3 separate regions of the Homo sapiens genome follow, and regions 1 and 3 are each linked to region 2. The links are chromatin loops, found by intact Hi-C in ENCODE. Cell type or tissue: lower leg skin. All regions are shown on one strand.

What was found. Hi-C counts contacts between places; a loop is a spot of excess contacts. Peaks named below come from ENCODE experiments on the same cell type or tissue, not always from the same donor. Only the 100,000 strongest peaks of a DNase experiment are listed, where the experiment ranks them.
Region 1: it touches region 2 in a loop (2.2-fold over the local background); 27 of 110 quality-filtered maps call a loop at or near these places.
Region 3: a loop joins it to region 2, with 4 times the contacts of the local background. A loop is called at or near these places in 57 of 110 quality-filtered maps.

The regions. Positions count from the first base shown.
Region 1 is chr1:53,585,330-53,593,329 of GRCh38, reverse strand. The region is part of intron 4 of GLIS1 (GLIS family zinc finger 1); the gene reads left to right. Among named protein-coding and RNA genes, the nearest start is that of DMRTB1, 130 kb to the right of the region's middle. RefSeq lists a silencer at 7,888-8,000. In lower leg skin, no CTCF peak of the experiment used is centred here; DNase peaks (open chromatin) are centred at 2,979, 3,559 and 3,939.
Region 2 is chr1:53,481,247-53,489,246 of GRCh38, reverse strand. No RefSeq gene overlaps it. Among named protein-coding and RNA genes, the nearest start is that of DMRTB1, 26 kb to the right of the region's middle. RefSeq lists an enhancer at 4,800-5,420. In lower leg skin, a CTCF peak has its summit at 3,631 (motif pointing left); a DNase peak (open chromatin) is centred at 3,606.
Region 3 is chr1:53,678,494-53,686,493 of GRCh38, reverse strand. The region is part of intron 2 of GLIS1 (GLIS family zinc finger 1); the gene reads left to right. Among named protein-coding and RNA genes, the nearest start is that of GLIS1, 57 kb to the left of the region's middle. RefSeq lists enhancers at 105-933, 934-1,763. In lower leg skin, no CTCF peak of the experiment used is centred here; a DNase peak (open chromatin) is centred at 4,355.

The DNA.
Region 1 (8,000 bases), 100 kb before region 2:
CTAGGAGCACTCCCTGATACACTCAGCCTAACTGCTGTGCTACCTCCGAGGCACAGCCAGCCCACTAGGAGAGGTGCCTGCCCAGAAACGGCAGAGCTGGACCTCAGGGTGTGCTTGGTGTTGAGAAGCATGGGCCACCAGGGCCACTGCCCAGCCCGCCCAGCCATCAGGACAGCAGCATGGCTGGTGTGCTGGGGCTGGTGCCATAGCTAAAGTCAAGCTGTTTCACACTTGGACTTGTGCAAGTGTCAAACACTGTCATTGGACACCCACTCATGGAGCACTTGGTCTGGGAAGGGGCATAGTGTCCCCATTCAGAGCCCAGGGTGACATTGTAGGGGCCAGGAAGGAGGCAGGACACATTGGCAATCAGCAGCATAAACTCCGTCCTCCTGGGGCAAGGTGCTTGCCCTTGGGCCCCACCTACCTGTGGAGCTGGGAGCTGGGCGTCGGACAGGATCTGCTTCTGCAGCTTCAGGAGGCTGGGTCTTGAAGGAGGAGAAAGAGTTTGCTTTGTAAACAAGTGAGCAGCAGTGAATGGCCTGTGCCAAGGGGAGGCAGGAGGAGGGAGCTTGTGGTTAGCATTCTGGTGTGTGGAGCAGTGGTGGGGAGAGTGCATTGGACAGGCTGAGACTTTGACTTTATCTTGTGCCTTTGGGCTGAGAGGATGCTGGAAGGAGGCCTGGTGGCTGGGCCAGCCCCTGGCGATGCTCTGGCTTGTTTGGGGTCCTGTGACACATGCCCCTGCCTAGGAGTTGACCAATAGACAGCGCGCAGGCCAGGCCAGGGCTGCTGGGAGACAGCTGGGCCCCCATATCTCCCCGAGACCCTGGAGCTGACAGCTGCTGAGCCACAGTTCTCCTTCACATATTCTCTTTTATGGGTGAGTCTGTGGGTGCCTGTGGGGGCCGAGGTGGAGGCTCTGTGACCCGAAGGAACCTTGACAAGACTCCACAGGACACTGGCTTACACCTGGCTTCTGCCTGTGGTTAGTGGTCTTCTCACAGTGGGGCCTCTGTGTGGAATCACGGCATCCAGAAGAGTATCTGTGTTGGAAATTTGGGAAGTCAGAGAGGATCTAGCCCTTCCCCGCCCACTTTCTAGCTTGGGAAACAGGGCCCAGCGAGGGGTCAGAGGGGCCTGGGTTACTCAGTGCAGACTCAGGGTCTCTCTCTCTGCGGCCAGGCTGCCAGGATCTCACTTGATTCCACAGACTTCACAGGACACTGGCTTACACTGGCTGAGGCCTGGTTCTGGGGACCCAGACCTGGACCTCCCATGGCCCTTGCCCTGGGGACACTCATGCTCAGAGATGGGTGGGAGATGAGTGGCAGGTCCTGGGATGGAGTTTGCATAGTCCCAGGGAGGGAAGGCCCAGAAGGGCTTCATGGAGGAGGTGATATCAAGCTGTGTCTACACTCACCTATCAGTATTGTTTAATCCTTACAAGTCCTGTAAAACCAAGGGTTTTTACAAATGAAGAAACAAAGGTTGGGTGGGGTCTGGCTGGCCTTCCACTTGCTCCCATGAGAACACTTGGTCTTGCCTCTTCCAGGGTTTAGGATTGTGGTGATGATAATACCAGCAAGCAGCTTCCAAGTACAGACTGTGTGCAGGTGCTATTCTAAGTGACAACTCCACCTGGTCCTCAACACAATGCTGTGGGGTAGATACTGTGAACCCCCATTTTACAGATGAGGAAACTGAGGTTCAGGAAGATTGCATAATTTGCCCCAGGTCACACAGCTAGTTGGAAACAATAACAACAGTTATAATAAGAATAGAGGCTAAGAATGATAATGGTAATAAAAATAACTTGCTAAGGGTTACACAGCTAGTAACCATTGGAATGGGACTCGAGCCTACATCTTTCCAAACTGCAATGCTCTTGTTTGTGTAGCTCTGCTAAACTGACTATTCTCTGGGCTTTAGGGCCGGCCCCACTGGGTGTCACCATCTGGAGACAGCAGCAGTGATCTGGGCTTCGGAGGCTTGTCAGAGCCTCCCCTGGCCTCCTCTTGCCTGCGGTGGGGTGGGCGTGCTCCCTCTCCTCCATGATGCTGGCACAGTGGGTAACCCAGGGGAAGGGGTGGGCCTCAACCAGCACCCAGATAAGTAAAATCTCCCTTCCCTGTAAAATTATTAATTTTTCATGACAGGCCTCTGCTACCATGCACTGTAATAGACAAAGGAATTTTGGACCCAGAGCCTCTGGAGAACAGGAAATAGATGAGACATTTTGATTGAAGAGTAAATGGCCCACTAAAATAGCAGTTAATCCTTTTATTATCTTTCCAGCAGCCGTTTCCACAGTTCTTTCATGAGGTAAGCCTCCCCCATCCCATCCCACTGGAACACTCCCATTCTCGCAGCTGGCTTACATTTAGCCAGCGGAGCCTCTGCTCCGGCACCAGGCAGGCCTCAATGTGCTGAGAGGAGCCCAGCTCCCCTCTGCCTGAGCATCTTAGTCCTTAGGCCAGGCCTGGGACTAGGGACTTGCTGGACCCCCAAGGTCAATGGCATCACCATCCCCCACCCTGCCCTCTGCACGGCCCATCCATGCTGTCCAGAGGAAGCTCCCTAATCTTTTTGCAATATCCTGTTATGTTTCTTACGTTGCCCGAGTTGTCTCAGCCTTATTAAATGTGGTGCTTCATCTGTGTTACGATAACAAGGTTACCCGTCCAACCCAAATACTGACGCGACGACTCCAAGACATTAACTTTGAACAGATTAATTTCATGCTTTCTTAGGTTGGTTCTCCCAGACGGCCGGAATTCTGATTGTCTGCGACTGCAGAAATTAGCAGACTGTAGCTTGCTTTTCTCCACATCAAGAAGGAGAGAGGCAGAGTGAAAAAGGAAAAGTCATGACAATGCCCTTCTCTACCTTGGGTTTTATAAAACAACAATAGGCATGAGAAGAGTCCCTTACTTTGGTGAAGAGTTTTACCAAAGCTGTGAGCACGGTCCGGAAGGCATGTGCAGAGGTGAAAAGCCCAGGTCTGGAGTCCCACAGACCTGGGACCCAGCCTGGTTTAGTCACTTGGCAGCTGTGTGACCTCGTGCTGGTGACTTACCCTTTCTGAACTACAGCATACTCGATTGTAAAATGGAGTAATAATAGTACTTGCCTTTTAGGGTTGTTGTGATTAGGGATAAAAGAGATGATGTAAGGGAGGGTGCTTGCTTCCCCATCACACTCCAGCATTGATCTCAGGTGATGTGTACAGTAGCCCTGGGGCTTAGGGCAGGGTTATTTACAGCTGATTTACAGATGAAGAAACTGTGGCTCAAAAGAGCCAGTCAATGGGTGGCAGAGCCTGGACTTGAGACTGTAGCAGCCTCTGCTGTCAGTAGGGTGGGAAGGGCAGTATGTGGGTGGTTGCTTTGGGCAGGGCAGGCACTCTGTCCTTGCCATTCGATATCTACCAGGGATCCCTGATTCTTTGCATCTTGTTCATTGACAGTCATTTGCAGATCACCTTCTCTGAGTCAGACAGTGTCTGCTCAGGGGGCATGGAGCTAGGCTGGGGCAGCTGGACCTGTGGCATAGGAGGCCCATGCGTGTCCTCCCAGTCCTCATGAGCTGCTGGAGTCTCGGGCCGGGTTTTCATCCTGCCCAGCTTCCTCTGGCCACTGCAGCTGCACTGGCCACTGGTCTCCATTCCTTACGCCCCTCTCCACTGTTTGCCAGTCTGTCCCAGGTGCCTCTGAATCTAGGGCCAGAGAAATCAATCTGGTTGAAAGCTGAGTATTACGGATTGGCCTTAACTAGCCAAGGAACTCAGAACACAAGCCACCTGGCTGGACCTGCCGGGAGGGCCTTGCCCTCCTAGCCTGGGCCAAACTCACGGTCATTCCCCATAATCCTGGGGCTTCTGGCTTTCCCTTTTGCCTTGCCCCAAACCTTTACCCCCCTCCGCCAGCCCCTGAGAAACAAAATCCTGGGTGCTGGGAGGGGCGGGGGAGCTAAAGGGAGTTGCTCCTTACTGAGATTCAGAGATGGTTTTATCCTGGCTCAATGCAAGCCATTCCCTATCTGTTGTTTTGACCTCCTAGCTGGGCATGGTGGTACATGCCTGTAGCCCCAGCTACGTGGGAGGCTGAGGCAGGAGGATCACTTGGGCCAGGGAGTTTGAGGCTATAGTGAGCTATGATCACACCACTGCACTCCAGCCTGGGTGACAGAGCATGACCCTGTCTCAAAAACAAAAACCTCCGAGGCCCAGAGAGGCCAAATCACTTCTCAAGATCACACAGTCTGCCAAGTGGCAGGAGGTAGATACCAACCATATCTGCTGACCTGCCCAACCAGTGTTAACTGGAGAGAGATTTGATTGGGGTTCTGGGCTCATATCCCATGGGATATCCTGAGGGAGAAGAGAATTAATATATTCTGAAACTTACCATGGCCAGCCATGAATTACCATGCCCATTTTACAGAAGAAGAAACTGTATGTTTCTGAAGTTCGCAGGCAAAATGGCTTGCTCTGTATGACCTGCCTCAGCTGCCTGGCCCATTCTAATGGGACACACCGCCTTCTACTCATCTACTTTTGCCCAACCTCTTCCTTCAGAAGAACAGTCACCTCTGTGCTTTTCAAATCACAGTGGGTGGAGTCCCTGTGCATCTGCTGCCTTCTGCCCCCTGCCCAACATCTTGAGACCAGCCCTGTGGGCTTGAGCATTTTAAGGCCAGCACACACCCCTCACCCATTGCAACATCTGAAGCTCATCCCAGGGAATTACCCAGGATCCTGAAATGGATGAGTGGCAGGTCGGCCAGTTCATCCCATCACATACAGACAGAGAACAGGGAAGACAGACCCAGAGAGGGTGGTCAGGGGCCCAGGACTGCACAACAAGTATGCATCAGTGGGCAGGGAAAGTTCCCTGAAGGGGCTGATAATCGAAAGTTGGGGAAGGTTTAGGCTGTGGGAAAGTGACCCTCCAATTAGGAAAGAATTATTCCCCTGAAACACTTGCCTTGCTTTGGTGTGCCAGGCCTCGTGCTAGGAGCTGGGGGTGCAGAGATGAAGATGTTGTGATGTGAGACTTCTGGCACTGTGGGAAGAACACTGCTTTTGAATCTTGTGATATTATTGCTGGATGATGGAGACAGGGAGGGGAGCCAGGAGCTGAGGTTTTGCAGCCTGGCTTTATAAGCTTGGCCAGGTTGATCAAGTGGGACAAGATCATTATTGAGACGCTTGTTGGGCGATTTTCAGTTTATGTAGTGCTTCCACGTGCATGATCTCAGCCCTCAAAATATTCATGGAGACTGGAATTATGATCCCCATTTTATAGATGGGGAAAGGACAGTCCAGTTCTGGCCCAAGTTCAGGTCCCAAATGCATGGTGGGGTCGGATTTAAACCCAGGTCTCAGTCTGACTCCAGAGACTGTGTACTAGCCATGACCCCAAGCCACCTCCCAGGCACAGAATCATCAGTCTGTTTACAAACATTGAGAGAATATCCAGATCTGAAACTCATTCAGCAAGCTGTCACTAAGCACCTGCTGTGTGCCCCCTGGCTGGGTCCTGGGGTCACAGAAGGGAATCAAATCCTGCCTGGTCTCAAGGAGCCCTCAGTCGAGTGGGGAAGTAAATGGATATTGCATGTAACTATTTTTCTCAAGAAGCCAGCACCCAGTCACCTTGAGAGCCTGTTGCCTGCTGACTTGATGGGTTCTTTGTTCTGTCTTGGAGTAGAGAACACCTCATGGGTTGAAAAGTAAAACATTTCACTCTCATTAGAATAGTCGCCTGGAAACAAGCTCCCTTCCTGGAGGCTGGGGTTTCTGGTCAAATCAAAAAGCTGCCCTGGAGAATCCTGCTGTAAATGAGGCCAGAGAGGCCAAGTGGTCCCACCCACTCAAGCCACCAAGTCTATCCTCAACTTGCCTCAACTCAATCTAGGATTGGATGGATCTGGGAAGGAGACCTGTTTTGGGCAAAGTCAGCTTGCAAGTTGGCATCCAGAAGTGTCCTCGTTAATGATCCTTCCTGGGATCATGTCACTTCTCATGTCTACCCTCATTATTAGGTGGGGAAGCTGAAGCCCAGAGAGCAGGCACCATGGCCTCATGTCATCCGGTACATTAACAGCAACCCAGGGATGCCTGCTTTATTTCTTCCTGCCCTGAAGCTTCCTCTCCTCCTGAATTCCTAGAGAGTCTGCATTCTCCAGGTCCTTTAAATCCTTTGGGTCTTGGCTTTTGCTGATTCCTTTGTCTAGAATGCCTTTCCTAGCCTGGCAAACTCCTATACATCCTTCACAACTCAGTTCAGTGCTCCCTCCTTAGCTCCCCCTTTCTCTGTGCCTCCTGTTCTCCCAGCATGTGTTGCGCTGTGTGTAACAGTGGTTCCTAACATGGCCAAGTGTCTGGGGGACCACATGCCCTTCAGTGCCTGGCCTGGCCTTCATTGTGGAGGAGCTGAGTCCCCTCCCTAGGACAGAGGCTCTGCCCTGTGATTATCTGTTCTCTCTGTTCCAAGGCTGTGTGAGGTTGCCCGGACCCTGTCTTCCTGAGTAGTTTCCCATGAAGTCACAACATTGGTGGGACTTTAAAGACTGTCACGTCTACCCCCTAATCTGGTGCTTGAAGTTTTTCTGCAAGAAAGCCTGAATTTGAAACCTAGCTTTGCCACCCCTCAGCCTGTGATTGTGTACAAGTATAGCTTGACTTCTATAAGCCTCGGTTTTCTTACCTATGAAATTGGGGTAATAGGACTGTTGTGAGGCTTTGATGAGAAACTAGACAATGGCACACAGTAAGTATATCAGAATGGTCCTGGCCGTTCTGGACAGTTTGCATTTGCGAAAGAGAAAAGGGAAAGTCTAAAATGGATAGTGGCTGTTCAGTCACGAATGTCCCCAAAGAAACAGAAAAGGCTGTTGGAAGTCCCAGCTCTGCCATGGGCTGGCTCTGTGACCTTGGATGCGTCGCTTGGCTGTGCTGAGCCTCAGTTTCCTGCACTGTGAAATGGGATAGTGCCTAGCAGTCAGAGTCTGCAGTAGACAGTGTTTAGTAGGGGCTCAACAGATGCCAATGTCCTTTCTTCTCTTGAGCCCGAGGTTTAGCTCCACAGATCTTGGCTTACATTGGGATGCTTTTCTTCCTCCCCTGTTTTGGAAAAGCAAACCCAGGGGGCTTGGGCTTAACAAGGAGAGGCTTCCTGGAAGCCAGTGTCCTTCCAGTTCTCTGGCCTTGCAATTAGGTCAGAGCCTCGTCCCCCACCAGCCACTGTGCAGAGGGGAGACTGAGTCCCCAGATGGAAATAACTTGCCTGGGGAAGGACAAGAGGGACTGGAGATAGATGGAGTTGGAGACTCATCCCAGCTCTGCTGCTCACTAGCCATGCAGCCTTGGACAAGACACTTCACTCCCAAGTCTGTTTTTGCATCTGTAAAATGGGAGCTGTGATGCTCACCCCAGAAGTTTCTGTAGGGGGTGGAGGGGCTGTGCTCTGTACCTGCAGAGTGCTCTGCAGAGGGGCACTGTTGCCCTAGTCAGGGCTGCTGGGCTGAAGCTGAGTCTCTGACTCCCATTCCAGTACTCCTGCCTGCAGCCAGGCCTCTGAGTACAGACAGGGCACTTTCACAGGTGTGTTCCTCCCGGTTAGATTCCCCATCAGGAATGGAACAGGTTGGCTATGTGCTCCCCAAATGTAGTTCCTGGTCTTGAGGCCTCAGCCTGCAGCTTTGCTGGATGCCCTCCTTCCCTGCTCCACAGCCCACCCCCACCTCACTTCCACCTCCATCCCCACCCTGCCCTGTTTCACCCCCATTCCCCATCCCCCATTTCTACTTATCTCCATCCCTGACCCCCCACCCCTTTCCCTTCTTACTTAAATTCTGAGCCAGGGTGGACCAATGGCTAAACACACAGGACAACCACTAAGGTTCAAATCCCTTACTCTGCCCTTAACCAGCTGTGAGACCTCAAGACAAGTCACGTGGCATCTCTGAGCCTTGGTTTCCTGTCTGCGTGGAGG
Region 2 (8,000 bases):
CCAGCTTGACAGGGCTCACTGAGTGCCCAGTGCTACAGATTAAAAGGGCCCGTGCCAAGACATGGCATTCGAAAAGTTCTGAAGAGCAGGGATGAAGGAGGGATCCTAAAAGGAGAAGGAGGAGGAAAAAAAGAAAGCCTCTTACAAAAATATGAAACAGTATCTCATCACATTTCTCAAAGCAACACTGGGAGATAGAAAACTGTAGAGCAAAAGACTTAAAATTTTTCAATGAAAGCAATTTTTAATCCAGGATTCTATGCCCAGCTGAACTATTAATCAAGGGTGAGCATAGAATAAGGAATTTTCAGACGTGCGAAAACTACAAAAAAAAATTGTTTTCTTTTTTTTTTTTTGAGACAGGGTCTTACTCTGTCACCCAGGCTGGAGTGCAGTGGTGTGATCTCGGCTCACTGCAGCCTCCACCTCCCAGGCTCATGAACCTCCCACCTTGGCCTCCCCAGTAGCTGGGACTACAGGCGTGCACCACCACACAATTTTTGTTTTGTTTTGTTTTTTTAGAGACAGGGTTTCACCATGCTGCCCAAGCTGGTCTCAAATTGCTGAGCTCAAGTGATCCACTCGCCTGGCCTCCCAAAGTACTGGGATTATGGGTATTAGCCACCGCGCACTGCCAAAAAGAAGTATTTTCTAAATTTTTTTTCAAAAAGTTATCAGAGGAAAGCTCTCCTAAACTGAGGGAATAAGCCAAGACCTCTTGCAAACAAGGATCCCAGTGCAGGAGAGTGGCAAGCAGAGTCCAAGTGGACAGCTGGGTTGTAGGAAGTGGAGGGCTGGTCCAGGGCTAGCAGAGCCAGATGCTTGGATGCATTGGTGGGTATGAGAGTGATGTGAGAGGTGCTGGACGTCGCTATTAGAAGGTCTGGGGAAGAATTAGCAATAGAAACGTAGACAGCTAGGCCAGTGAGAAAACAGGCAATTATTAATTCCAGAAAACGGTAAAAGCATGAGGAAAAGAAACTAATCAGATTACAGTACTTGGATTAGTAAATATTTACATAATCATGACAACATAAATCCAGAATATCGATTTAGTGAAAACGTATGTGCTCTGACTACCAGGAGCTGGGGAAGAGGAAGTGTGGGAGCGTCGGGAGAAAGGCAGGTTCCCACTGCCCTGCCCAGGAAGCCCATAGAAATGTCTCTCGGAGGAGCGAGAAACAGCGATTTTTTGTTTGTTTGTTTTAGACGGAGTCTCACTCTGTTGCCCAGGCTGGAGTGCAGTGGCGCAATCTCGGCTCACTGCAAGCTCTGCCTCCCGGGTTCACGCCATTCTCCTGCCTCAGCCTCCTGAGTAGCTGGGACTACAGGCGCCCGCCACCACACCTCACTATTTTTTATATTTTTAGTAGAGACGGGGGAAACAGCGTTTTTAACATGCTGGACTGAGGTATGAAAGGGAAGACAGAAGCAGCTTGAGGACTTGAGCAGCTGCCTCTGGAAAGTGGAACTGGGTTGGAACTGGTTGAGATGGGGATAATTTGAGGACTGTTGGTTTTCTTTCTTGGCCAATAGTTCCATTAGATTTTTTGAAACAATGTGTTTATATTACTTTAGGAAAAATAAACATGAATGATCAGTAGGTATAATTAATCCATCCTGGCAGAGAAGACACGGAGGCTCAACAAGTCTAAGGGACTCGCACAAGACCCTGGCGTGGCCACGTCAGGATGGTGCCAGAGCCCTCCACTGCCAGGTCACTCTTGGTGCCAGTGACCAGAAGCATGATGGCAGGAAGGATGAACACTGGAACCTTACCACGCTGACTCTCAAGAGGCAAGTCCGCTTGACCCTCCAACCCTGGAAGAACAGCTTTTAAAAAGTTCCATCCATTTACAGTATGGCTGGTGAAGTCAGCTGAGTTCAGAAGAAATGTATGACCATAATTTTTATTTATTTGATCCAAAAGCTTTACTTTCAAAGAGAGGGATAAATATGAGACCAGGGGAAATTCTTCTCAATCATCATGAATTCCCAGGCCACAAAGCAGGGAGGACAATTTCCATAATATTCCACCTTATTCTGTACATGTTTCCAGGCAGCCTTTGATGCTGCAGCTTAGAAAGCAGCCCAGAGCCTCTTGCTCTAAAACAAATCAGCAGCTCCCCGCCTCCCCTTCCCCACCGCCTCCCCTTCCCCACTGCCTCCATCCCCACCCATTTCCACCAAATTTTGCAACCTCAGCTCCCACCCACCCCACTCCATTGCCTCCTTCCCAACCTGCATTCCAGTGGGGACAGCTTGACACTAGAGTGTGGTGTTCGGGGGGTGCCAGGGCTCCTGCCAGGAGTGGGTTCACAGAGTTCACCAGCCATGGGAGTCCTCAGGATGGTGGGAGACTTTCAAGTAAAAGGACAGTTGCAGAGCGGTGTGAGACACGCCCAGGCTCTCCCAGCCCCAGTTTAAGGTTCAAAGGCCTTGGTGAGGGCTCTGCCCCTCTGTACCTGAGCCCTGGCCCTCCTCCTGTCACTCAGCCTTCTCCCTGGCCCTGCTCTTTTCAGCCTTGCCTCTTGCTTCCAGGCCTTTGTCCGTGCTGTTCCTTCTGTCCGGAGCACTCTTCCTTCAAGCTTCCCAGGTGCAATGATCACATTGCACTCATTGCTTGCTGTAGGTGAGTGTCTCCCCTCTAGCCTGCGAGTCTCTCGGAGGCTGGACTGGTTGTAAATTCTCTCTGAGCACCCTGGGCACAGCAAGGGCCCCCCATGGGTTGATGCCTGTTAAACAAAGGAAGAAAGGGATAAATGTGACTTTGGGGCTCGGCAGCAGCAGTCCAGCCTCGTGCCCTTAACAAGCTACCTTCATCTATAGAGTGGCTTCTCATAGGGTTGTCTCACACCCAACCCTGCCTTCAGATCCACTTGGGGCAAGTACTCCAAATGCAGATTCCTGGCCTCCCCACAGAGCATCTAACATTGGAAGCCCCTGCACCAGGGCTGCATTTGGACTCAGTGCTCTTTCTGTGAGGAGACCGCCTTCTACTGGGCTGGTTTGTGTATCTGCAGCTCCTAACCCTGGTCCCGTGTGGTTTCTGACTGGGTACTCGCAGCAAATAGAGAAGAAACAGCCCACCCTAGCCCCAGAGCCCAGAGTGCAGCCTTCCCTGCAGCGGGGATTTTCAGGCAGGTGAGCGTGAAAGCATGCAGTGGCCTGTGCCTCAGTTTCCTCACCAACATAGTCCTGGTGACTTCCCACGTGCTTGTGGAGGTCGGGCTGGTGAATAAATATCCTCGGAGCTGGGAGGCGTCCTTACAGGCAAGAGCACTCACGGGGCCCCACGGGGCATGGGTGGGGCCGGGCAGGGAGGCATAGGCCCCGTGGGCCCTCTCTCAGCCCGTGCCTCCCATCCACCCCTCCACTTCCACACCACCTGGGTGAGGAGGGCACCACCACGGACCAACGGAAATGGGGGCCTAGAGGGCACTGGCAGGACTGGCCGCAAGTCTCTGATGGAGGACAGGAGAGACCCTGCTTCATGGAAACTCAAAATTGTCATCGCAGCTCACATCCCCTTGGAAACACATTGAGTAAAGACGAGAGCGTCCCAGTCTCCGCTTGGAGGAGGGCTTGGGCTAGGTCCTGGCGCCCCCTCGCGGCCACTCCTTTGCCTTCCCCACAAGCCCCTGGCCATAAATAAACCAAGTCGTCAGGGAAGATTGGAACCCAAAGAACCTTGGAGGCTGCTGATCCCCGCTGGCCCCCACAGACCCCTTCCCTCGTCTCTTCCTCCCTATTTCTGTCCTCCTGGTGATAGCCTAATTTGTAAAGGATGTGTTGACACTCACTTGTCTCTTACCACCTCACGATCACTCCAATACCCTTCTTGTTCTCTTTAGTGCCACTCTCAGCCCACTACTCGGAACCCAGGCCTCTCCCGCCTGTCCCGGCTTTCTTTCCATCCCCCGGCTGCCTCCTTTTCAGGCTTCCGTCCCTGTCCGCAGGCACCCTGCCCCTTAGGACTGCACACCACATCTGCGCGGACAGCATCCGCTCTCCATCCCCAGTGCAGGGTGCCCTCCTGAGCTCAGCCCCAGGAAGCTGCCCCCCACCCCTTCTGCAGCTTCTCACAGACATTCCTGCTCAGCACCCCAAAACCCTTCTCCTACTTTCCCATCTCAGCACATCACCCACTTAGGCCAGAGATCCGGGTGCTGTCCTGATTCTTGGCTGAGACTCCCCTAAGAAGGGGTCTCACAGGCTCCAAATGGCACCTGGGTCTCCAGAGCCAGCTCAGCAGACAGCACATCTCATCCCTGTTAGCTGGCTGCATACACTGGGTGTGCTGAGTCTCCCGGAGGTAGAGGCGAGTGGGACAAAGTGAAACTGCGTCCTCCTGACCAACAGACAGGGATGGGAGCTGGCCCGGCCCAGGCCCGGCATGGCCTCACCATACACTGTGCCTGCGCTCCCTGGACTCCAGGCCTCCGAAGATGCTGTTCCTTCTGCCTGGGACACCCTTCTGTACAATACTAATGCCTTCTTGCTCCTTGACACCAAGCCCGTGTGTCACTTTTTGGGAAGCATTCACTGATGCCCAGGCTGGTAGCCTCTAAGGCATGATCCCGTGCGACCTGGCCCCTGCCTCTCAGCCCTGGGGAGTTTCTATTAGCTCCTCAAATATGAAAACCTTGTTCCCGCCTGAGAGCCTTTACACATGCCACTTTTTCTGCTGGGACCCACCTCTGTCTACCCTGTCCCTTGTTTCCACCAAGGAAAGCTTCCCTGCCTCTTCCAGCAGATCAGGGTCCTCCCATGTCCCCCAGACCCAGTCTCCCTGAATCTCAGTGCTGCTCCTCGGGGGTCAGTCTGCACACATCTGTCTCCTATAGAAATAACGATAACCCTTCCCAGCACCTGCTCTCCCACTGAGGCCTAAGCACTTTGCATACATTCATCCTTTATCACATGTCATAACCCCATCGTTACCCTTGTTTACAGATGGGGAAGTGAGGTCCTATGTCCTCCATCCAAAGCCTGAGTCGAGCACACGATCTGTGCCGGGGAGGGCTTCCCGACCCAGAGCTCTGACAGAACAGACGCCTCCAAATCTTGTTTAAATGGAAAGCAGCCTCGGGGCCGTTCCCACCACTGCCAGCCCTGGATGAAGGCCGGGCAGCCCCTTTCATGCTCTTTATTCTTTTGAACAAATTGTGAGTTTTACAGGATATCCAAGGCCTGTGGTGGCAAACACATGTTCCCATGGTGAGAACCATTGGACCTGCTGGGCACAGGGCTGTGAGTGCAGCTGAATGGCCACCCAGGCCCCTCCTGCCCCTGCTCTGCTGCACCTGGGCCCCCTTGAGCAGGGCCACATCCTAGCTGCCCCATTGGCCACTTCAGAGAGAGGACACAGCTCCCCTACCCCACCCTGGTGTCCCCTTCACACCCCTGGCTCCCACACTCACGGGCCTGACCCCCTCCCACCTCTGCAGAGGCTGCAGCCTCACAGCAGCCCAGGAAAGGGCACTGCTATCATTCCACTCGCAGAGAAGCCAGCTTAGAGAAGGGGAGGTAACTTGCCTGAGGTCACACAGCTGGGTCGGGAAGAAGCTGCGAATTAGAACTCAGGTCTCCTGGCTGCAAAGCTGATGCTCCCCACAACAGCATCATCTATGCCACCAAGGCCAAGAAAGCAGAAAGGTCTGTGTCCCTTGTGCCCTTCGCGTTGCCCTGCATTTACACTGAAAAAGCTGGAAGCGCTTGGAGGCAGAGATGCTGCATTCCAGGCCTGGCTCTGCTCCTCGGGAAGTCACTCACCTCCCCAGGCCTTGGTTTCCCCTTCTGAAAACAAGGAGGATGAACCTGCGCTGTGTAGCCCCCATGCTTCAAAGAACGCAGCCTGGCTGAGTGGCCTCAGGCACTGTCACCTTTCCCGGGTCACACCGCTCTGGATGGTGCCTGTTAGTAAGAAGGTTCTCCACATCCTCCTTCCACCACTTTTGCAGGTAGCCCTCAGGAGCATCCATAACAGCTGAGGATGTTTTAATCTAACGTGCATTCTCCAGCCACAACTTTGATTTTCAAAATAAAGTAACAAGTGCCCCCTAAAAACTGTGAAACTATATAGACTCAAAACGAGCAACCCCCTCTTTTCTGAGGGCCATATTTGGGGAGAACCTCTTGCCTCATATTGAAGCACATGTAGTAGCTGCCCTTCCTCAAGGGCCTAGGGGAGTGCTCTGGCTGCCGGAGGCCTCCTCTGGGGCTTGGATCCTAACACACTTTGAAGCCTGGGGCGTGTTCGGACCTGCTTGGCATGACATTCAAGGCCCTTCCGGCATCTGTTCTCCAACCGCTTCCAGCGCATCTCTTGCCCCACCCTCTCACCCTGTGCTCCAGCCACATCTGCTGGAGTCCCTCCCTTAGCCCCCCAGGAATACTTTGCCCTCAAGGGGACAGATGTTTGGAGGGGAGGGCTACAGAGCCCAGTGGGTTGGGGCAGGCATCTGAGAAGATGCCATCAAGCTGAACCAGAATGAGGACGAGCCAGGCAAGGAGAGCATTCCTGGGAGAGGAAACGGTAGGAGCAAAGGCCCAAGGTGGGGACGAGCTCAAAGGAATGGAGAAAGGCCAGTGTGGCTGGCATGCGGGGGGTGAGAGAAAGGAAGGGGAGTAGCAGGTGTGGGGAGAGGTGGACCAACAAGGACCTGGGCAGTGACATCCACAGCAGCCCTGCTCCCCGCAGCGTAACCTGCATGCCCACATGCCAGAGGAAGAGCACGAGAACCCCAGGATGCCCCCAGAGTACCCTGTAGCAGAGAAGGCAGCAGCACACAACACCACACCATGGGTGAATGTGAGCAACGTCATATTCAGTGAGGAAGCCTCGCCCCAAAGACTACATCCTAAAACAGCTGTTCAAAAGACCATCTAGGCATACACATGGATGCAATGAAATCCAACAAGCAAAGCAAGTGCAGGAGGCAAAGGGATTCCGGGTTCTGGCTGCTGAGGCCGGAGAGGTGAGAGTCAATGGGGGTCCGCTGGCTGGAGGTCAGATACTGTCCGGGCCTGGATTTTTGTCTGGAGCAATGGATTCATGGGTGCTTATCACATTATTAAAAACAAACAAACAAACAAGTGAAGGTGTCCTGGACCAATGATGAGTGTCTCTCATGTACCAACCTGGTGGGGGCCAGATGGCTCCAAATCTCAAGGCCCAGGCCAAGGGTCAGGGGGTTATTTGAAGAGCAGTAGAGGCCATTGGTGGGTTGGGGGCAGGGGACTGACCTGATGCGTGTCGTGTGGGGGTGGTTACTCTCCCTCTGCAGGTCACAAGCAGATGCAGCCTCCACCCTGCTCCGTGTGCAGGGGGCTGACCCCCACAGACAGCATCTCCTGGGCTCCTGCACTCTCTGGCTTCCAGTAGGAGACCAGCAGGCAGGAGGTAACAGAATTTGGAATTCTCCTCTGAAAGGTACATGGCTATACCTTGTACCATCTGCCAGTAGATAAGAGGCATGGTGCTGGCAGGACCTCTGGATTTCCGAGGATGCGTACACCACACCTGGGAGTGCGGCTCTGACCTACTTCCTGGGAAACTGGTGAGGCTGCCAGTTTTGGAGGGGCTCCAAGTAAGAAAGGGCTGTGCATTAGGTCTGGCTACAGTGCGAGCTGCCCTGACACACAGACCTTGTGACCCAGCAGATCCAAGGGAGCGTGGAATGTCTTAGGCAGGTTGGGTGGCAGGTGGGAGTGACGTGCCCCCAGTGTCACAGCACAGAGCCCTCTGCCTTGGAGCCCTGATGCTCTACTCATCAGCTGCTCTTCCGCATTAGAAAGGCAGCTGAGTCTGGCTACTGGCCCTGGTAGAGACCGACCTCTATGGCCATGGGACGCCCAACAGCTGTGTCCCGAGCCGCTGGCTAGATGTCTTCCTGTTGCGCACCCACCCCTGCCCCTAATTTCTCTCCCTTCTCCTCCCTTGCTCTGTGCCCCAGGAGGCTGACCTGTGGGGAGTGCATCAAGGGGCTTTGGGGCTC
Region 3 (8,000 bases), 200 kb before region 2:
AAGCAAGGACCATTCTCCTGTGCTCACAAGGACCTCTGCTCTCTTTCCTAACCTTCTTTCCCACTTTGGAGGGAGAAAGCACTGCGGATGAGAACAAAGCAATGTCCTCCATCAGAGAGGCTAGGGGGCTGGTGGAAAGTGGAGTAGGCTGAGCCGGAGGGGAGAATTGTGCCGTGTGGAGCTGAAAGATAACAAGGGGCCACGGTCTGACTTGGCAGTGCGTGGCCTCCAGAATGGGCTGCAAGGGAATCTTCCTTCCTTCCTTCCTTCCTCCCTCATTTACTGAGTACCCAGCTTCAGGGCAGTCATAGCTCCGCTCCGTGGGGAAACAGTGGAGCATGAGAGAGAACCTCCTAAAGGGGCTTTGCAGTCTGGTGGGAGAGATGGAAGGAACAATGGCCATAGGTGGGCAGCTGGGATCATGGCTGCGGGAGTGGAGAGGGGCCAGTGAGCAGCCTGGTGGATGACAGGGAGATGAAACTAGATGAAGGGCAGGGGCAGAGGGGGAGGGCAGGTTTCTGACGGAACCCATGCATGAGAGGGAGTGGGGAGAATCTGAGGTGGGGCTGGCCACAGGCTGGCTGGAGGGCTCAGCAGGGAGCAGTTCCTGAGGCCAGATGGCTCAGCACAGTGGCAGCGGCTCCCAGCAGATCTGGCTGCGGGATGGAGGACAGATTGAAGGGCCAGTCAGGGGCAGGAGCCTCAGACCGTGGTAGCGGTGGCCAGCGCTGAAGCCGCTGGGGAGAGGAGGGGATGGGTTAGGACCCACTATTTGAGACCTGACAACTGACTGGATGTGAAAGCTGAGGGTGAGGGAGACAGTCACAGGCAAGGAGGGAAGTGACAGTTGTCTCAGGAAATAACTTGTTGGAAGAGAGGGGAAAAAACACAAAGAACTCAGCAGGGATCTCTGCAACTCAGGGTAATTTTGGCTTCGGAGAGTCAGCCTGCTAATCAGATTGTAAAAATCAGGTACCAGGGTTTTTGCAGAAAATGCAGCAGATCAAAGCCAGGGTCGATTAGGCTCTGATTAAACATTGCCGAGGAGGTCAGACTCATTACGGAGGAATGTACACAGGCCGGCAGCGCTGACGGGGGATAATAACAGATCGCGCCCGGCAGCGCAGACACCACGGCGCTCTGGGGACGCGGTCCTCCGCGGCGGGGCGGCCACAAGGAATGGTATGTCCGCGGGCTCCAAAGGGAGTGAAGGTGCAGGGGTGTGTGGCAGCATGTAGGGTCAGCTGCATGCTGTCTAGTCTCCTTCTCTGTGGCCTCTGGATGGGGAGTGCTCCTGTGAGCTGGGCATTGGCAGAGGTCAGCCAGGACACCCGTCTTGCTGTCTTTCACCTTTACCTGCTTGCTCATGGCCTTTTTGCTGGGGGAAATGCCTCCCCACCCTCTTCTTTCTTCTGTGTCCCTCCCAGAACTCTGCCAGCATCTCCTCCAGGAAACCTTCCCTGACTTCCACCCCAGGTCAGGTGTCTCCTCTGGGTCCCCACAGCCTCAGAGCTCTGGCTTATCTCCCCTCCCGTGAGTCTCTTGATGGCAGCATGACTCTCTGTGTCCTCTGTTTCCAGCTCAGGGCTGGGCAGAGTGGATTCACTGATCTGGGCAGAGCCAATTCCCTGAAGCCACACAGCAAGCCAGGCTCCACTTGCCTGCCCTAAAGCAGGCCCAGGACTTCTGCTGAGAGGTGGTCATGGGGTAGGGGTGCTGGGAGCCTGCTGGCCAGGAGGAGAGGAGAGGCAGGTGGCCCACCAGGCTGGTGTGGGAGCTGTATGAAGGAGATTCATGGCAGGGAAGAAGGGAATGAGTGCCAGGCTGAAGAGCCTGGATGTGACCCTGTGGGCACTAGTGAGTTCTTGATTTGAGGTAGTGACAGAAACCAAACTGTGCTTCAGGAGGTACTGGAGGGCCCTCCATTTCTTTGGCGAGAGCAAGATTCTCTGAACAGCCACCCACCCTGGTGGCTTTGACCTCTACTTGTTGCTTCACCTCACAGTGTGAAGTGAGGCTCACCTGCAGTGGTCCCCATGAACCATCTTAAGGGCCCCAGGCTGGTCCTGACCACAAAAAGCCCAGGAGTCAGAGGGAGCAGGGAGACCCCTAGAGGCTTCTAGGCTTTCCCACGCTTTCCCAGGGTTAGGAAAATCGGCTGAATTTGGTTCACACATTCCATAAATACACAACACCTTCTGGGTGCCAGCCCTGTGTTGAGTTCTGGGGAGGCCCTGAGGTTCTAGCAGCCTGGCTCCCTCCAGAGAGGGTAGGAGGAGCTGGACTGCAGAGATCTTGGGGGTGGGGAGGACATGGACCCAGGAATGCCCTGCCCATCTGAGGGAGACATGGACACCCCCAGGCCTGGCTGGGAACTTTGGAGTTTAGAAGGAAGGAACACAAAAGCCCTTAACCTCCCAGCTGGAATGTGGACACTTCATCCATCCTGCTCTCCATCTCTACTCCAGCCCCATAAATGTCCAATTTGGGGAAAAGATTCCACTCTAAGCCCCAGCAGAACAAGGTGATTAAGAAACTGAGCTCCATAAAATTGTCCGAGCTCTGGCAGGCGGGGTGGGTCAGGAGAGTCCCTGAGTCTCAAGCCTGGCAAGGACTGTACAAAGCCCTCATCCTTCTAGTCCACATCCTCCCAATGCACAAATCCCTTCTGCAGCATCCCCAGCAAGTGACCACCCACTGTGTGCTTGAGGGTCTCTCTTGACAGCTGCTCAGTACCTCCCCAGGGTACCCAATTCAGTGCTGTGACACTCCATTCCTGACAAGCATTTACCGGGCACCTCGGTCATTCTTTCATTCCACATGCCTGCCCGTGCCAGGTCTTCTGCTAGGGCTAGAAACAGAAGAGCTAAGGCTAGTACCTGCTAACGTCCTTGATGCATGCTGTGTGCCAGACACAGTGCTGATTTATGTGGATGATCTCGTGTGATCCACGTGAGAACTCTCTGAGGTAGGTGGTGCCCTCATTCTCCCCATTTCACAGATGAGGCCTGCAGAGATAGAGTAACTCACTCAGGGTCATGCAGATAATCAGAAGCAGGGCTGGAGCTTGAACCCAGGCTTTGACATCATAGTCTCTGCTCATGGTCATTGTGCTCCACAAGTTAGGAGGCCTTTGGTTGGGGGGGCTCAGGCTCTGGGGACTGCCTGCCTGCGGTTATAATCACATTCACGCGGTGTGAGGATGCCCGTTAGCGGGTTACTGAGTGTGAGCGCTTGGATGAGCACCTGGCCATTGGTAGATGTTCAGGAGGTGTTCATGGTGTATATCCACAGTGCAGGTTGGGGAGCCAGGAATGTGTCTGCCAGAAGTGGGACCCCAGACTCCATATGCCAGGACTGAACTCGCCTTCTTTCCTTTCCTTCTAAAGCACGGTGCCACCTTCTGCCTCAGTGCCTTTGCACAGACCATTCCCTTGACCTGGAATCCTCTCCCTTCCTTTGCTGCAGCCTTTGCTCACTATTTCCTCATTCTTCATGTCTCAGTTCATGCTGCTTCTACAGGGAAGACTTCCTGATTCCTCTCCTATGTATACCCCCTTCGTGCCTCTAACAGAGTTGATCGTGTATTATTTGTATGGTTCCTTGATTGCTCTCTGACCCCTCACTAGGTGCTGAGCTCAAGGCAGGGACATCTGTTTAGCTCATCATACAGTTAGGGGCCACAGTCCCTCTGTAGGTAAAATGGCAGGGTTGTCTCAGATAATCTTCGAGTTTCCTTCCTATTCTGGTCTGATTGAATGAGCTACTGCTGCACACTTGTTATGAAAGGCAGCTCCTCCTAGATTAACCAATGGTGAAAGGGCCTCTCCTAAGCCTTTGTCTCCTTGCCTGCCCCTTGGCTCTGCGTTATTGCCCCTGAAGAATCAGTTCAGACAGGAACGTGGGTGTATTCTAATAAGCGAAGTGCTGCCAACTTGCAACGCCAGCACTTAGGGTCTCTGCCAGGGCCCTTGCCATCTGCCTGTGCCTCAGCATCCCTTATGGGGACACATATTGAGAGGTAACCTGCAGAGGAAGGCCCTCTTCTGATTATGTTCAGCTTACTTCAGTCATCTACAGAATGAGAGGGCCATTCCCCCACCAGAATGTGAGCTCCTCGCGGGGATGCAGGGATGCAGGGACTGTGCCTGATGCACCTTTCATCCCCCCACTCCTTCATGCCTAACACACAACCTGCCACCAGGTGTCAGCTGTGTCAGCGGCTGCTTGCTGGATGGCTGAAGGAGTGAAGAATGCATGGCTGCAAGCGGGTCTGGAGTTGGAGTCGGAGTCCGGTGGTGAGCGGCTGTGTAGAGGCAGAGGGGTGCCTCACCTTTACAACAGGAAGCATCTGTGCAGGGCTGGTGCGGACTCTGCCTGGAACGGCCCCCGCTGGCCAGATGCCAAGAGTTTATTGCATGCAGCACAGCAATTTCAAATTTCCTTTATTTTCTAAGAGCCAACGAATTAGTTGAAAGATTAAGAACACTTGCAAAGTAGCCTACAAAGTGGTTTAAGTTAGTGTAGTATAAACTCAGCACAGAGTGTAGCAGGAAGGGAGGGGAAGCAGTCAAAGAAGGCCCCCGAGAGCAGGAACGTATTGCTGGCTGGGTGCAGATGGCTCTACAGAAGAAGAGGATGGGGGAGGAGAGAGGGGGTTCAGTCCCAGTTGCTCCACCCACCCACAGCAACCTCGAATGCACTCAGCTCTGAGCCATCTGCTCCCTAAGGGTAGGTCCTCCTGTGTCCCACGCACCTAGAGCAAAGTGGGGGCTTCACAAGTCTTTGTGGGGTGGTTACCACTGGTGGGCTCAAGCCCTTTTCCTACCTCTCCTTAGTAGTCCTTGAAAAGAAATAGCCATCCTGGAGCTGTGGAAGCTGCAGGAAGTCCAGTCCCCTGCTTTGTCAGCAGAGAGAATATGAATGCTCTCTTTCTTGGCTGCCTGTGACTGTCCAGCCTGGTGGCATCCACTTCTCCCATTTTACTCACAGTTTTACAGGAATTCTCCCTTGTCTCTGACTTGGGTCCAGGCCCCTTTCTGGCTCCAGCCAGTATATCCCTCCCTACTTGGCATTGTCCTGGGAGCAGGGCGGCCAGTGAGGGGCGGTGGCAGAGATGCAGGCAGCAGATGATGAGGCCCTGAAACTCTGCCTTGTTGGACAACTGTGGCTGGCCCCATCTCAGCCCACCTCAGGCTGCAGCCCTGGTTCTGATGAGCAGCCCTGGAGAAGAGCATGCCATCTACTCATAACCCAGCCTAGGTACTGACAGCTGGGCATGCGTCTTCACGCAGCCACGAACTCAGAAAAGAAGCTGCCAGTGTGGATCACGGAGCAGTGGAGGAGTGCTGGAGTTTTCCTCTTTAACTTAATTTCAGAGGCTTGTGTGGACCCAAGGCCGAGAAGAGGGGCCTGCATCCTCTCTCTGACCCTGGCAGATAGTATCAGCGCAGTCAGGCTGAAGGCCCTGGAAACATTGACCCAGCTGTGTCCAGGGTTGAGATCATCTGGCCAGCGTCTGCTCAGGGTAGATGTGTTGGGCAGTGGCCACATGTGTGCCGTCTTGTGGAGAAGTTCACCTTGGGCACAGTGAAGGGTAAAGCTCTTGTCCACAGTCAATTCTGCATCTTCAGATACGTCTCACCCTGCTCATTTAGACAGCTGTGGGATTAGATCTGATATTTTATTCCTGCTGCTTAGTAGGGAGAATCAGTCTTAGAATAAACTCAGATGACCTGAATGGCTTTGGTTTTGGAGTGTCTTTCATTCATTCATTCATTCAGCAGATAGTAGGAGCATCACACCTATTCCCCCAAATAGGATTTGTTTTCTGGCCACGTGAGTTTTAAAACCTTCTCTGATATTAACAGGATGACTATCACATCTTCTGAGGATCACATTTCCATGTGGTCTACAGTTCACAGAACACTTTCCCTTCTGTTATTTAATGTTGTCAAGGTGAGGGGCTTTATTATTCATCTTTTGCAAGAGGAGGAAGAGGCTCAGAGAGGTTAAGTATCTTGCCCATGGTGACACAGCTCTGTCAGGAGCAGAGGTCTGTGGCTGTCCCCTTCCACCCCAGTACTGGTGCCACTGAGTGGTGGGCACCACACTCGTGGCATAGATCATAGTCTCTACTTCCTGCCAAAAAGCAGGGGTTTGTGGACAGGGAAGTACATTTTCTTAATCGTTTTGGGCCTCCGTGTTCCTATCTATGAGGCTTATGTGATGGAAGTCTCCCTCCTTGCCTTTCCTTATGAAGACGTTAAGGACAAATGCCGTATTTGATCTGAATTTTTTTTTTTTAAGCTGTTAGTGGCTGAGACAATCTAGGTCCTTTAGAATCTCCTGTGAGTGGAGACCTGCCTCCCTCCCTGCCTTCTCCCTCCTTCATTCAGCAGACATTTGGGCTGGGGACTGGGGATCTGGAGAATTCGACCTGGCACCTGACCTTGAGGAGTTCAAAGACATGTGGCCTGGATGGGGTGGTAAGGAAACAGGGGTCTCCATTACTGCTTCCATATTTGGGGGCACCCTGGGTGCCACAGGAACATGGGGTGGCCTTTCCAAGGTCAGGCTGCCTCAGGTGTGGGTAGGAGCTGTTGGTTTTCAGCTCTAAGTATCCTCTTTACAAGAAAGGACCAACGAGCTGGAGAGAGAAGTCAAAAAGTTGGGCCAGCATTGTCCACCGTGTGTCAGCATGCTACAGGGGCTTTCCAGCCCTCCCCAGGCCCTCCTCCCGGCAGCGCCAGAAGGCAGGAGTGATTGCTGTCCCAAGGAAGCATGCTCAGAGCAGCCAAGGGGCCCGTCCAGGAGGCATGGCTGACTTTGAGCTCTCATCTCTGTGGTTCTGTGGCTCAGACTTCTCTCTGGGACACAGTGGCTGTCAGTAGCCCTCCCTGGGCTCTGTGTAAATGGGGCAAGTGGCTTTCTGGGGCCCGAACAGGAGGGGCCAGGCAGCCTGTGGTTTGGGCAGGGGTCTGAGTCTCTGAGTCTTCACTGCCTCACTCTGGGCTGGCCCTTTTTCCTGGGTTCCTCCTGGAGCAGCAGATGCTTCAGGTCAGACGTTCAGCCTCACATCTGGTCTCCCTCCTACTTTCATCTGAAACCCAACTCGGATTGTCTCAGTAAACAAACAGTAAATTCAACAATACAATCTTCTTGAAATGCCTTGTAGTTATTTTAAGGCTGTTTTGGGGTTTATTTTAATTGCAGGCCCAGCTCCCACAGTCACGCAGCTGCTGCTGGGGGCATTTGTGGCTGCCACCTCCCTCTCTCCTGCCCGTTCCCCCTCGTAGTGGGCCCCTTCCCCCTCCCATCAGAGGTCCAGGGTGGCCTGGAGGTAGTGGAGGGAGATGAAGTGGGATGTAAGGTTGCTCCCCCGTGTTTCCCGCTTCATCTAAGAACGCCGGCAGCTGCAGTGGCCACGAGCCCAACTTCAGACCTGGGCCTGGTGGGAAGAGGACATGAGAGGTGGGGGGTGACCTCCCAGGCTGTGGAGGGTCATAGGGAAGGAGCAGCCAGGGGCTGGTTTTAGGTTTGCTCCCTGGGAACCCAGACCACAGGCACACCACACTTGACAGCAGAAGTGGGCTGGAAAGTTGGGTCCATAGAAGGCAGATTCTCTGGCTGGGAAGGGACCCTGGAGTTCAGCTTGTGCGGTGCTTTCCATTTCCAGTTAAGGAGACTGAGGTCAGAGACCTTTCCCCCTTCCCCAGGCTGAGGCCTCACTCTTGCTCTGCTCCCGGCTGTTCTTGTCTGTGTTCTGGCTGATAGTACCAGTTGGCAACGCCCCAGTGATGCATTCATTTAACTCAGGGCTCGAACTCAGCAGCCTTTTAGTGCCAAGAGAACTGGGCAGTCATGGTGACTGTTGGTACTTGGACAGGCTGTAGGTGATGTTTCTGTGCCCTTAGTACATCTCTGCCATCACCTCCCCATCCATGGCTGGGGGTGCAGGTACCAGCCTTTTCTCATTAATGTGAATTAGAAAATATTGT